2 separate regions of the Homo sapiens genome follow, and region 1 is linked to region 2. Evidence: read pairs that join two places in POLR2A ChIA-PET (ENCODE). Cell type or tissue: A673. All regions are shown on one strand. Region 1 holds the start of CTTNBP2NL (CTTNBP2 N-terminal like). Region 2 overlaps TAFA3 (TAFA chemokine like family member 3).

Region 1 (2,500 bases), 330 kb before region 2:
CGCCCATTCTTAGTCCAGCATGTGAGAGCCAGTGTGAAGTGAGCAGAATATGGCATAAGTATGGAGTCATACATCCTTACTGGAAATTCTTTACCATTTACTAGCTCTATGACTTTATTTGACTTCTCTGAATCTCTATCTTCTCATCTGTAAATTGGACACAATGATGTCTATCCTACACTGTAGGATAGATTTCTCATACAGCACTGAAAATGACATCAAATACCATTAAATGAAAGTACATGGCACAGTGATAACATGATAAATACTTGTTTACTTCTTTCAGACTATAATCGCACAAACTGATCACATCCCTCAGTCAGACTGTAAACTGCATGAGGCAGGCTGCATCTGCCTTGGGGACTGTCTGCCTAGGCAAGCACTAGGTCCCTAATGCTGTCTTGCGAATTATAATTGCTAAGTTTAGGGATAATGTATTAAGTGTACTACATTATTTATGCATTATGAATATTCGTCTCAAATATTTATTATATTGTATTTTAAATAATGTGGTTATTGTAAATGTAACCAGCTGCATCAATCTGTGAGCTGACAGCCATTCTGTGGAAAAGGAATTCAGAAACTTTGACCTTAGGTAGGGATACAACTAGTTATACATCCACTCCCCTCTCTGAGTTATTTGGTCCTGCCTAAGACTTGCTGCCACCAAGATCTGCATTCCTGTGTTCACAAGGCAGACATTCCTTGCATCCTCTGTACTCTCCATTGTTTCAACTTCACTGCAAACACCATTCCCCACAATATAATGAGGCCAAGGAAAGAAAAAAGTCGCCTCAGCTGGCAAGCATAGGGTGGAAAAACCTGCCACACAAATTTGCAATTATTTGACTTCCGCCTGGAAGGCAGGTCGGCTGGGTTTATGTCCCCCAAAGTTAGTATCCTCTTCTGTACAAAATGTGGTTGAGAGAAGGGTGATCTCCAGGTGTTTCATCTTTGCACCCTTGCTTCCAGCACCACGCCCACAGGCGCTTCCAGAAAAAAGAAAAAAAAAAAGGGAGCAAGGAAGCCAGGTTTTTCAACAACGAATTCATTCTAATGCAGACACCAAAGCCCACTTCATTTATTAACATTCTGGATAAAATCCCAATCGATTAGGCCACCAGAGCCCTCCATTCCTAAACTCCGCGTACAGTCAGGTAAAAGCACGAAGCACTAGTCACGGTCCTGCCCAGACTTTTCACGCAGAGGTGGAAAGTTGCAGACCCCGAGCCGGGAGGGGCGCGAGCCCACCCTGAAGCCCAGGACCCAGGAGGGCGCTTCCTCCCGGAAGTGACGCGAGCTCAATCCCGGCCTTGCTCTTCCCAAACAAAAGGGATCTTGGGGCCCCGGGAGGAGCCTGAATGACTTTGGAGAAGCCCCGCCTCCAGCCGGCGCGGATTGGGGCCGAGGCTGGAGAAGCAAGGAGGCGATTGGCGCTGGTGAATGCCAATGCCCCCGCCGGGCGGCTGAGGGGGCGGAGCCTCAGCCGCTGTGGATGGGGAGTGGAGGCGGAGGGGAGCGGAGCCCGGAGCGTCGTGGAAAGGTAGGAGCAACTATCCCTGGGGCTTGGTGATGGCTGGGAGGCCGGGTTCTCAAGAGCAAAGCAAGGATAGGGGCACCGGTAGCCTCCCGCCGCCGTCTCAACGGCCTCTGGGCCCATCCCCTGAGGGGGCGGGGCCGTCTCCTCCACCTCCCGGTATTCCCCGAGGAGGCGGCTCCTCATCCTCCGAGGGTCCTCACAGCTACTTTTTGTCCCTCGTCGATTCCCAGCTCCTCAGAAGGGGCTTCCCTCTGACACCCCTCATTCAAAGGCACCTCCCACCCCGCACCTCAGCCTTGGCGGAGAGGACTCACAGGTACCGATTCTCTAGGCTGCCGCCCCCAACCCCATTTCGTACCCCCGGAAGGCCAAACATCCCTCCCTACACCTGTCCCTGCTCGCCAGGGTGGGACTGGAGCTGCTTTCCTCCGTAAGATAAAATTGGTGTTTCCCAAAAAGGAGGGATGGGGCGAAGCAAAAATCAAAGACCGACCTAGACAGCCAGCTTTACGGAGGAAGCGGCTTCTCCCACTTAAGTTCTTCCCATCCCCCATTCTCTGATGCTCAGTCTTCCTCCCGCAGCCCCTCGCATCCTCTGGCCTCTTGTGAGGAGTCGAGAGCTCTCCTGTTTTGGGACTGTTTTGGACTGTGAAAGAGGGAGAACTAGGACCTCCTCTCCTTCACCCTTTGTACCTTCCTTCTACTTTCTGTTCCTTCTGGGAGCACCCAGCCTCTAAGGGTTTCTTAGGTTTGAATTGCGTTTCATTTTTCCTTTTCCACCCTATTTCCTCCCTGAGAACTTGATGAAAAGCCATCTTATATTTCACAGTGAGGTGGGTGTGTTGGATATCTGCAGAGCTGGCTTTGTGTGGGCAGGAATGCAGTATATGTTGCTTGACAGTCAATGAATAACACCATGTTTTCAAATGAAACAGTATACATAAGTAAATAAGTAGCAGT
Region 2 (2,500 bases):
CAGATTTCTCTGTCCACTGTCACAGCACCCAAGAGGATTATTATTTTCATGGTTTGCTGCCTGCTCCACAGAACAAGGGGTAATTAAATTTTTTATCAAACTCGTTAGCAGCTCCATGTGTGTCATGGCTAATCAGCCGCATTGCTCTGCCGTCACCATTGGTACAGAAGAGTGACACTGCAGGGCAAGCCAGGGTTCTGCCTTTGGCTTTCCTTCCCTCCCACCACACACAGCAAACAAGCAAACACATAAGAAAATAGAGAAGGAGGGCTGGGTGCGGTGGCTCATGCCTGTAATCCCAGCACTTTGGGAGACAGAGGTGGGTGAATCAAGAGGTCAGGAGTTCAAGACCAACCTGGTCAACATGGTGAAAACCCGTCTCTACTAAAAATACAAAAATTAGCTGGGCATAATGGCACACGCCTGTAATCCCAGCTACTTGGGAGGCTGAGGCAGGAGAATTGCTTGAACCTAGGAGGCAGAAGTTGCGGTAAGCAGAGATCATGCCACTGCACTCCAGTCTGGGCGACAGAGTGAGACTCCATCTCAAAAAAAGAAAAAAAGAAAAAAAAATAGAGAAGGAAAGGCAGCCTTTGGCTTCTGAAGAGAGCAACCATTTTCACAGAGCACACAACAAAAGGAGCTACAGCAAGAAAAAGTTTGGCTCTAAAGTAGAGCATCCTCTCTCTATCCGGAGGCAGGGATGAGGGACAGCCATTCTGAGTATATTTAAGATCAGAAGAGAATGAGACCCACTACAGAGCTTGTGACATTTGTCACCATGTTATAGGTTTGGGTTTGTGGCCTGTAAGGAAGTGCTTGCAATTTGGGTAGCTACTCTGAAGCAAACAGTGGGGAGGCTTGTCTGACGTATGTTTGCATGGGTCACCAGGCCATGCTTTCCCATTCCGGCCTGCTTTAGGGTGAGAGGATTGGCAGCAATGTCCTCTAAGTGACCTGCATATTCTGGGTAGTCTCTGGCATGCTGGAATGGAATAGGCATTCCCTTCTCTAACCTTACCCTCTCGCTTCTTCACCAGGTCACACGATAGCTCTTGGGGGTCACGGCCTGGACAAGAAAGGCTTGACTGAGCCGTGAACTGAAGAATGGTATCCAGTCATCAGCCAGGAAAGATGGGGATTCACTTACATGCCTCATGTCAAATGCAGCATCAGTCTTTCCGGGGCATTTCAGTTAAGCTGCTCAGCAGATATGGATGGATCTGCAATCACATACCTAATGTGGAGCTGGGCTTTTCTGGAGACACGAAGGTCAACACACAATTCCTGCCCTTAAGGAATGTCCAGTTGAATTGGAGAGTTGATGACAGACAATTTAGATAATTTAGGTTAAAGTACTTGATACCAGACTGCGGCTTCTGGGCCACATGCTATGGCATGATGGGGGTTTGGGAATGAGATTCCCACAGTTCTTCAGATACCCTGTGGCCACAGGGCATAGAAACAAGAGGTCACATTCAGCACCCACCACCTCCCTCTTTCGCATCAGTTCTGAATCCCCAGCAAGCTGTTAACATGTTGCAGGAAAACACTCTCCCCTTATGCCAGACCAGCAGTATCTCATTTGGATGGGATTGGATTGACTTGCGGAAGGAAAGTAAAAATAAAGCCAAATAACTTCCCAAATCTTTGGCACAGGTATGGGCCATTCATTGGGTATGGGATGGACAGGACTTTAAAATCATCTCCATCCAAGCACCTCAGGTTTTTGTTTGTTTGCTTATTTTAACAGATGAGGAAGCAGCTCCAGAGAGGTGAGGCAGTTTGCCCAAGATCTCATAGCCTGGGCTCCCAGACCTCTAAGACTGATGACTTTCCACTAGCCTGAATAATAGGATTCCAACGTAGGCCTCCCATGTTAATTTTATGTCAAGTTACTGGAACCAGCAAAGTACAGGCTGGACAGCAGCAACATTTTTCTTGGGAGATGCTAGAGCAGAGACTTTTACTAAGGTCACTGTTCTCCTGTCTGAAATAATCCAGAATATCCACACACCGGGATGTGGGACCATCTGGTCTCCACTCTACTCTCATCCTCCAAATTTCAAGCAGGCCTTATGACACCCAGAGGTCACTCAACTCAGTTACAGCTGGGGCTCAGCTGGCATCTCCATTGCCCACTCTGACCCATCTCTTCTGGGGTCTTTGGGCTATGATTCTCAGAAGGTCTGGCTCCAGGAGAAATTCTGGGTGGGATGTAGAACTGGTTAGAGTCTTCTCTTTTCAAAGGCCCCTGCTGGGCAGCAGGGGTGGAAGGCTAGAGCCTCCGTTTAGAATTAAAGGTCAGTGCAGTCAGGCTGACACTAGATGGCTCAGGGATGACACATAGGCTTCAGGGACTCAGAGGCATGGGCTACTTAGATATCTCATCAGTAAGAGAATTGCAGCCTCTGAGACTGTGGGTGTTGAGATCACCAAGGCCTTAGGGAGGGGGGTGTCAGTAGAGACCCACCTGGACGATGCTGAATTCTGACCCTCA

What was found. Peaks named below come from ENCODE experiments on the same cell type or tissue, not always from the same donor. Only the 100,000 strongest peaks of a DNase experiment are listed, where the experiment ranks them.
Region 1: POLR2A ChIA-PET joins it to region 2 with 9 read pairs; 10 of 35 experiments call an interaction of 5 or more read pairs at or near these places.

What each region holds. Positions count from the first base shown.
Region 1 is chr1:112,394,730-112,397,229 of GRCh38, forward strand. CTTNBP2NL (CTTNBP2 N-terminal like) reads left to right here and starts at 1,485. Exons shown (of 6, transcript NM_018704.3): 1 at 1,485-1,543. RefSeq lists a silencer at 1,683-1,732. In A673, a CTCF peak has its summit at 148; a DNase peak (open chromatin) is centred at 1,392; H3K4me3 peaks cover 1,848 bases; H3K27ac peaks cover 2,207 bases.
Region 2 is chr1:112,725,589-112,728,088 of GRCh38, forward strand. It overlaps TAFA3 (TAFA chemokine like family member 3), which reads left to right. Exons shown (of 6, transcript NM_182759.3): 6 at 1,041-1,647. The coding sequence ends at 1,052. Among named protein-coding and RNA genes, the nearest start is that of TAFA3, 7.9 kb to the left of the region's middle. In A673, no CTCF peak of the experiment used is centred here; no DNase peak of the experiment used is centred here; H3K27me3 peaks cover 1,287 bases.